2 separate regions of the Homo sapiens genome follow, and region 1 is linked to region 2. The links are chromatin loops, found by intact Hi-C in ENCODE. Cell type or tissue: Calu3. All regions are shown on one strand. Each heading gives the region's core, and the rest is flanking DNA. Links, peaks and the distances in the headings are about the cores only. Region 1 overlaps SLC41A2 (solute carrier family 41 member 2). Region 2 overlaps SLC41A2 (solute carrier family 41 member 2).

Region 1 (2,500 bases), core at 1-2,500, 65 kb before region 2:
GCAAATGAAGGCTACCATGGATTCATGGCATTGCTGCAACAATATTTATTTAAAGAGACTTGAGACAACACACAATATTTAGTTTTAAATCAACTTACCAAGACAGGAGTATAAGCCCTGACTTATCCAAGCCAATATGGCAAGAGTTATAAGGTCGCCAAAACTAGCAGCAATGGGTGTAGCAACATTATCAGGATTTATACCAGTCTTCTTTGAACCAACGATAACCCCAACCATTATTATTCCTAGAAGAAAGAATGTTCATTACTTTTTAGGCTATGATTTAAAGAAAATCAATCCCCCAAATACCAAAATGTGTAGGATAGAAAAACAGCATATCAATTCCAGTTAGACTGCTTAGATAAGCTGACTAAAGCAAACAAAACATTTACTCTAACGCTTTGGCAAAATGCCTTTCAACAAACTCCAAGTGGGGATCATAGAAAATTTAAGAAGTTCAGCATTGTATTTAGAGGCCTGAAAGCTACTAAAATTATGGTAAAGCTAAAATTTCAGATTTAGTGACATGTATATCTTAGATATAATGTATTTGTGTGTATTGAATCCAAAGGTTTTAATTTTAACCCTCAAATAAAGTATGAAAACATCAAAAAAAAAGGTGAGTCATATGTATATGTACAACAACTGGGAAGAAGGCCAACAAAACCAGATTTGTTTACATATGGCAGCTAGAAATGCTTATTTCATTTTATTACTTAAAGACGTTGAAGTATTAAGCAGCAGGACATAATTAAATTTTAAAACACTGAAGGCCAGAATACAAGAAACAGTCTTTGTAAAAGATATTCTTTAAACCTGAAGTTTCTGTCTATAAACCTACGAGAGAATAGAAGATGAAAATTTAACTGTGTACTTGTACTTTTACATCCTAATTTTCTTAAATTATACAAATGGGATAAAACTATTAACATTTATATCCACTCTAAATTGTGTAGATTTTGTCACACCAAGATACTCATTAAGAGGATGTAGTAAAGAGAAAACTTTAAATGTGCTAACCACAAATCAATATGAAAGCCTAAATATGGCTATGGAGAAAAACAGTAACAGAATCTCACAGCACTTTTAGAGTTAAAATGACTCTAAATGTTTTTGTTCCAGCATACTCACTTTATAGATAATAAAACTGAGGTCCTGTAGAGTAGGGCTTAAATTCTTGCCTAAAGTCACATAGCTTGTGACTCTAGCCCAGTGTTTTTTACTCTACCTATTAAAGCCAAAATTTTAATAAGCAGAATTTTTGTCTTGCATCAAACAGTGCCTTATATTTTAGTATTCTGGAGGCTTTTTAAATTACTAGACTTACCTTTCCCATAATATCATTGAAAAAGAAAAAAAGCTATAGCAGAAAACTTTTTAAAAAAAATACATTATGCAATAATCAGGCAAGATGTAATCGCTTAGAATCTTTTTCCAAAATCAGCACATTTGAAGATGTATATGGGAAGTTCTCCTACACATAGTACCATCTATATCTTTTCAACTGAAAACAAATATTTTGTATGTATCATAGTCCAGTGGAAAGAGCTAAGAGTTAGGAAACGTGTTTTAGTTCTGATTCAGCTGGTAACAAGTTGATGAGATTGGACAAGTCACCTTACCTAAGTTTTCTCACCTACAAATATGGCTAAGAGTTTCTACTTTACATATACTAAAGTGCTTATAAAGGTCAAGTTATCATAAAATTAGAACACACATTATTCAAAGTCAGAAGCTTTAAACAAATACTTTTTAAAATTCTGAATTTTGGATAGTTTTGAAAAGCTTTCAAATACTTGTTAGACTGAAAAATTTTAAATGACACTTTCTAAATGAAATAAAATCAGAAAGAAAAAAGAAGCAAATGAGCCTAAAAAAATAGCATGCTGATGGCATAATTATTTTTGTACCAACAATTTAATTTTCCAATAGCTTAACTTCACTCTGCTTTGGTCAATGTTAACTCCATTCAACTATAGTAATTCTTTATGAAGACAAGAAACTACCCCGATACAATTAAACTACTAAAACAAAATGCTTGAAAATATTTTGGAAATCGAGTTATAATTTTAATAAGATTCCCTAAATTCCCAGAACCTAGCCAAAAAAGTTAGCTGCATTGTATGATCACCTAACATGACAATAATCCACTTTAAACTTTGCTGGTGATATAAGGGCAAGAAAATGGCAATTATAAAATAAAAAGAACAAAGTCTTTATGATTGTGATTCCACAATAAGCTAATTCTCTAGTGTAAAGTTCATACGAATAAATATAAAGAAAAATAACCCAAATAAAAGTTCTAAAGTAGTTAATTTTTAAAACCTTCTGGCTCTTTAAATTCTATAGCCAACAATATGCTATCTTAAGTATAAGGTTATATTTGTATTGCCACAGAAACAGGGAAGAAATTTTTCTTGAAATCTGAAACAAAAAAATTTCAACAGAGGATGACTTTTGAAACCCAGAATTCCTGGAACACTTGTTACTCAAGTGACAA
Region 2 (6,749 bases), core at 2,371-4,870:
AAAGCGAAACTCCGTCTCAAATAAATAAATAAATAAGTAAAATAAATGAACAAATATTTTCTGAAGATCCAGAAAAGTAATCATATCATAAATTGCCTTGTTTATAAGTACCAATATAAAAAACAGTGTGGAAGAAATAAGGGAACACTTATAACTTTAGTACCTGCTCCCAGAATGCTCTTACTTTATAACACATTATTTCACTTATTTACATTAAGATCATCCTTTACACAAAGATTTACATACAGATTTACATAAAGATCATCCTTTAATTTTGTAGCTTTTGCTACCAAATTCTGCAAATTATCCACACAGTATTAGACAAAATGTAAGTGTTCACCAACTACAAGTTGAAAGGAGGAATGAACAAAATGATGGTGAGCTAAACTTTTTCTTTTTTTAGACGGAGTTTCGCTCTTGTTGCCCAGGCTGGAGTGCAATGGCACGATCTCAGCTCACCACAACCTCTGCCTCCTGGGTTCAAGCAATTCTCCTGCCTCAGCCTCCTGAGTAGCTGGGATTACAGGCATGTGCCACCACGCCCGGCTAATATTGTATTTTTAGTAAGGACGAGGTTTCTCCACGTTGGTCAGGCTGGCCTCGAACTCCCGACCTCAGGTGATCCGCCTGCCTCAGCCTCCCAAAGTACTGGGATTACAGGTGTGAGCCACTGTGCCTGGCTGGTGCACTGAACCTTTAAGAACAGGTAAGATTTAGAGAAATTGAGGGGAGGTGGGGAGGGGAGAGAAGGAAAAGTGCCTTTCAACAAGGTGAATGGTAATCAGGCAGAAAACTGATGGGAAAATGGGAAGGTATGAGTAGACTATTCAATATGACCAAGCAGCAAAATGAGAAACTTGGGGAAGACATGGAATGCCTGACTATGGGGCTTAGGACTTTGTTTTCTAAATGAGGACAGTTCTAAATGAGGAAGAATAAATAACTTCCATTTATTCATTTATTTTAATTTTGAGACAGGGTCTCTGATATGCTCTGGTTGTGTCCCCACCCAAATCTGATCTTGAATTGTAATCCCCATAATCTCCACGTGTCTAGGAAGAGACCTGGTAGGAGGTGGTTGGATCATGGGGTTGGATTCCCCCACGCTGTTCTCATGATTTTGAGTGAATTCTCATGAGATCTGATGGTTTTATAAGGGACTGTTCTGCCTTCACTCCTCACACTTCTCTCTCTCCTGTTGCCATGTGAAGAAGGTCTTTGCTTCCCCTTCGCCTTCCGCCATGACTGTAAGTTTCCTGAGGCCTCCCCATGTGGAACTGTGAGTCAATTAAACCTCTTTCCTTTATAAATCAGCCAGTCTTGGGTATTTCTTTATAGCACTGTGAGAACGGACTAACACAGTCTCACTACTTTTCCCAGGCTGGTCACGAACTCCTGAACTGAAGCCACCCTACCACCTCAGTCTCCTGAGATAGCTGGGACTACAGGAACTGTGGCTGGCTAAGCCTTTATTTTTAATGCAGAGGAACCCTTTATTTAAATTAAACCCTATGTGAAATCCCAATATATAAAACAGTTTTGTAAAAGCAAAGCAGTACCCATTGAAGCACCCTGGTTTCCACCCACTGGGTCCCCATATTACCCAACTTGAGAAGACCCTGAAACTCCTTCTCGGTTTAAAAACCACTGGATTAGAAAAAGATCTGCAAGGCTAATAACAAAGTGCTCAAAGCATTTACCTCTAAGGAACTGGGTATGCCTAGATTGAGGTGGCTGGGGGAGGGGTAAGCAGTAATAGAAAGCAAGATTGAAATATCATTTTCACTTTTTTTGATTCTACATATTTTTATATTATTTGAACTTTTGTTTGAGTACTTTTTACTTTTTAATTTAAAAAGTAATTAACAGGAAGAAACTATTGCTCTAAAAAAGTATTTTTAATGGTTAAACTTTTTCAAATGGATTCCCATATTTTAGTAAATAATTTCCCTATAGCAGGACATTATTTGGCTAAATTACATTGCAATGAAAATGAATATCTCTGTGCCTAATACTTTCCCATATTTAGAGTTATTTCCTTAGGATAAACTTATACAAGTTAACAGTTTCCATTTAGTTCTACAATGTACTACTTAAATTAAGACTCTGTGGAATATAAAAAGATAAAATTCTCTGAGTGCTTTTTAAAAGCCATCTCATATTAGCAAAATTTGATTTTGGCATTCCAGTTTAAGATACATAAACCCTAACTTAAAAACTAACGAGCAAAATTTTTCACAAATCAAAAATTTAGTAAGATAAATTTGAATCAGAACTGAAATCTCCTTACCTTTTATGAACTGTTCGTAACTTCTTTTACCACTGATCGGAACCAAACACTGAAAGAATTTTTCCTTTATGGTTGGGTTTCACAATTTAATTCTGTGAAGTCATAATACTGTGACAGTAGAATCATGCTCTGGCAACAAACTGACATCATTAAATTCTTATTTGTAAATTCTTTAGGGTATATGGATGTTCTATTTTCATTTGTAAGAACAAAATCTATTTTCTGTTGATTCTTCATTAAGCTCATATGATTGATATATTTTCATCCATTTAGGTTGGTGCAAAAGTAATTGCAGTTTTTGTCATTACTTTTAATTGCAAAAACTGCACTTACTTTTGCACCAACCTAATAATTTATTCCTTTTGTCCTTAGCCATTTTTCTAACACTGCCTTTGGGTGAGTGCTCAGAGAATGCCTCTAAGTTCAAACAAAACAGAAATGATTTCTGGATTGGCTGCTCCTGTGAGCAATCTGTGTCACTGTACTCCCTGGGAAAACATCAAAACCACAATGTTTATTGTTCTTTTTATTATCTCTACTACTGTTTCAATGTAAGAATGCCCTCTGTTAAATTATCTTTTTAATAAATGTATGCAGTTCTATCATTAACATGATTTCAACTGAGAAAAAAAATTTGAATGAAAACTTTTTCTTTGTCCCAAAGCAGACATTACCAGAAACAGCAACGTCATGTCTACTACTGCATAATGTTCCTAATATTAAAGGTATTTAGACTCTATCAACGAAGATTTGCTTAGTCTCTATTGTGAGCCAGGCACTATACTAGTTGCCAGAGACTCAATGTTAAAGGACAGAAGTGAAATCTGTTCTCACAGACCTTTTGGTCTTGGTGCAAAGGTACTTAGGCGAACGAATCTTTATGAACTGGGAAATTCCAATAACAAAAATAGTGGGAAGATTTTTTACAAGAAATAGATTGGAACCAGGTTTTGGAATACCTGTAATGCTGGGCCAATGAATTTGAAGTTTACATCCGAGTTAAGAAAGACCAGGTACCCAAAGAGACCTTTTTCTAAAGATCTCTAATCAGGCCCCGATTAGAACTTTTCAATGATTTGTCATTTCCTCTAAGATAAATCCAACTTCTTTAATAAGGTTAACTAAATCCTGCATAAACACCCCTACTTACCCCTACAATCCAGTAAGTATCTATGAGTGGCACACCCTCATTTTCTATTGTATTCCTTTTAAAAAACATGTGGATTACAACTCACTAATTTGCTTTCACAATCTACTAGTAGGTGCCTGCAGTTAAAGAAAAAAAATGTCACTTTAGTGTACCACATTCTCACACCTCTTGGCCTTTCCACATGTTCTTTTTGCTCAAAACACTTCTGCTCAACCTCACTCTTCCCTTTTACCTAGCTACTTCCTATTCAGCTTAAGATCTCAGCTCTTTAACATCCATGTCCCTGGCCCTCATAGATAAGTTCTCCTTCTTCTGTGGTTCCAAAGCACTCTACACTTAACCAATGCTTATTACGCTTTATCGTAATGGTACTTGTACTAACTGTTTTTCTAGGTTGTAACTCTTAGAGCAAGGACCCATTCTTGTTCACCACTGAATCCCAAAGCCTAGCCCAGTGCCTGTCACGTATTAGACATTCCATAAATATTTAACCAGTACTGGTAAAACAAGGAAATAGACTTGAATAATCTATATATTTAACTACACAATAAAATAATCACTCAAAAGTGTCTAAGAGATTTAGTTATTTCCAAGGAAAATATACAGTCAGTTCATTTTTATAAATGGTGAATTAGTTCCTAGGCTAGCCTACAAAACACTATTTATTTCCCATAACATACTTAACTATGAGAGGATGGCTGTTTACTTCTCTCTGCAATGACAACAGAACTTTCACTCCTCTAAGTAGGAGAAAACAAGATTAAAGGAACACTTTTCTTTCTCTCCACCCCCATCACTAATTCCTCCCACAGGAAAGTGACTTATCTAATTGCTAGGATAGGTATAAAGGTCAACTGTTCAGACAGGCTCCACCCGTGAGCTCTCACTGGCTTTCTTGGACTTGCTGTGCCCTCAAGGAGAGAAAGTTTTCCTTTCCATTCTAACTGCTATAAGATAAGCTCCTTAGGACAGGACTTTCCCTTCCATTTCCTGGTGCAACAGTTTCATCTGGGTAGGTAAATTAAGAAAGAACAGTAAGCATGGGTCTAAGCTCAGTTCTCCAATCCAGCTTTACCGGAAATGAAAATTACACTATTATTTTAATAGTATTTAAATTCTTATCTGGCTTGAGTCTGATCTCAATTTGACTAGAATATGGAGAGAGAAGGGGTGTAACTAGCACACTTGAAAGCTTCAACATGAACAACAGTAATCCCAGTCTGATTTCTGGGTCCTAGGAGAACAGTTAGCATGGAGCAGCAAGGTGGGGCAAAAGGAAAGAGGGATCAAATGAAGGAAAAGGTTTCCACTTTTCCTATTTAGACATTTTTCTTGGGCAAAAATGTCTAAATAAGTCGAATCTGTCTTTATATCCTACAATCTTTCCTTCCAAATTGTTTCATTCTTGCTTTTCTTTTCTCATCTTTCAGATCCCTCATGCTATCTAAAGCTTTCCATTTTTTAACATCCTCACTTTTAGAAGTAGGGCAAACTTTGCCCAATATTCCAAAATGTTCCACGATCTCATAATACTTACATCTACTATCCCTCCTCAAGTCAAAACTCCCACTTCCTTAGTGTAGCTAACCAAGAAGAAAGCAATCTGATTAAATCCATTCACATTAAAATAGAATAACTGACAGTTCTAGTCATTTCCATCTAAATATTTCTGTATTTGTTATTTTTAAGCTAAATAAATCTAACTGCAGTACGTTCAGAGAGAAGAAAAAGTGTCCCTACCCTCATCTACCATAAAGGAGACAGGTCAGCTGTGACCATCACTTCTCAGGGATATCTCCATAGCGATTCCCAATTGTCACTGCCCTCTACTTTCAGTCCTTCCCAATAAGCGCCACTAAAAACCCCAGCGGGCAGAGAAAACATCTGTAGCTGCAGGATATTTGTATATCCATTGGGTAAGTTGGTAACAATCAATATTAGGTTGGATAGTTTATATTTTCAATACGTTTGATAATAATTTCATTAGTTAAAACAAAGTAAAAACACATTTTGGGTTATAAACCCGAAATTACCAGCCTCATTCTTCTAAATAAAGGCAGTGGCATAAAAGGGTTAATTCATATATCCATCATTTTGTAATGTATAGGTTGAAGCAGAGTTAGGCTATGCTTCACATGCTTTTTATCAGTTGCTTATCTATTATTTCCATTTGGAAACCTTTACTTGTATTTTCTATAAAGTTTTGGAAATTGGGAAGTGTACTTTCCAACAATGAGAAAGATTCTTTTCTTGACGAAATTTTACTCAGGCCCCTGAACCTTCTAGGCCCATTTGTGCACTTCCTTGTAAAATGCAGTTTTATCAAAGAACCTCGTCAAGTGAGTTTAGCAACAGCCCCTGACTCTTGGCCCTTGCTTTTTTTTTTTTTTTTTTTTTTTTGAGTTAAGACGAAGTTTTGCTCTGTGCAGTGGCGTGATCTCGGTTCACTGCAACTTCCACCACCTCCTGGGTTCAAGCAATTCTCCTGCCTCAGCCTTCTGAGAAGCTGGGATTACAGGTGCCCGCCAGCACACCAGGCTAATTTTTGTATTTTTAGGAGAGACAGGGTTTCACCATGTTGGCCAGTCTGGTCTCGAACTCCCAACCTCAGGTGATCTGCCCGCCTCAGCCTCCCAAAGTGCTGGGATTACAAGCATGAACCACTGCACCCAGCTGGCCCTCGCTTTCTGATTACCCTCGCTACCTGATTACCCTCACAACCTGATTAGGTTCCTCAGCTTCCACTGTCCCCCAGGTGGTGTCTGATCACTCTGGCCTGTCTTCAGCAAGAATCCTGTTAGGTTGGTTTGGTCTGAATATCCACTACCCCCGGTGTTTCCTCTCAGTACTTTTCTGTCCACTGACCATGACACTGCTCCTTGGCTATAAATTCCCATTTGCCCACACCGTATTCAGAATTGAGCCTAGTCTTCCTCCCAAACTGCAAAATCCCATTCCATGGTCCCTTTACCTATCACAATGGTCCTGAATAGACTTTTTTTTACCACATTTTAACAAGTATCATCGAATAATCTTTTTCTTTAACAACAATCATATTAGATCAGTGGAAAATTGAGTTTGAATTCCTGGGAGGTAACATCAGGTCTTTTTAGTGGTTTTTTTTTTTTTGGCCATGAAAGACCTGATGCTGAATTTGTGTGCGCTCGGAAATTAACCATGAAATAAGCACAGCAGCATTCATTTAGCTGTAAGTGGCTCTTAACTTTAGTGCCATCAAAAATATTTATTTACCACCCACACATGAACATAATTGTAATAAAAACTACACTGCACAAACTTAAGAAAACA

What was found. A loop is a pair of places that touch in the nucleus more often than their neighbours do. Peaks named below come from ENCODE experiments on the same cell type or tissue, not always from the same donor. Only the 100,000 strongest peaks of a DNase experiment are listed, where the experiment ranks them.
Region 1: it touches region 2 in a loop (2.5-fold over the local background); 6 of 110 quality-filtered maps call a loop at or near these places.

Annotation. Positions count from the first base shown.
Region 1 is chr12:104,886,195-104,888,694 of GRCh38, forward strand. SLC41A2 (solute carrier family 41 member 2) reads right to left here. Exons shown (of 11, transcript NM_001352171.3): 6 at 99-245. Among named protein-coding and RNA genes, the nearest start is that of SLC41A2, 71 kb to the right of the region's middle. In Calu3, for the core only: no CTCF peak of the experiment used is centred there; no DNase peak of the experiment used is centred there.
Region 2 is chr12:104,949,201-104,955,949 of GRCh38, forward strand. The region is part of intron 1 of SLC41A2 (solute carrier family 41 member 2); the gene reads right to left. Among named protein-coding and RNA genes, the nearest start is that of SLC41A2, 5.7 kb to the right of the region's middle. In Calu3, for the core only: no CTCF peak of the experiment used is centred there; DNase peaks (open chromatin) are centred at 3,881 and 4,334.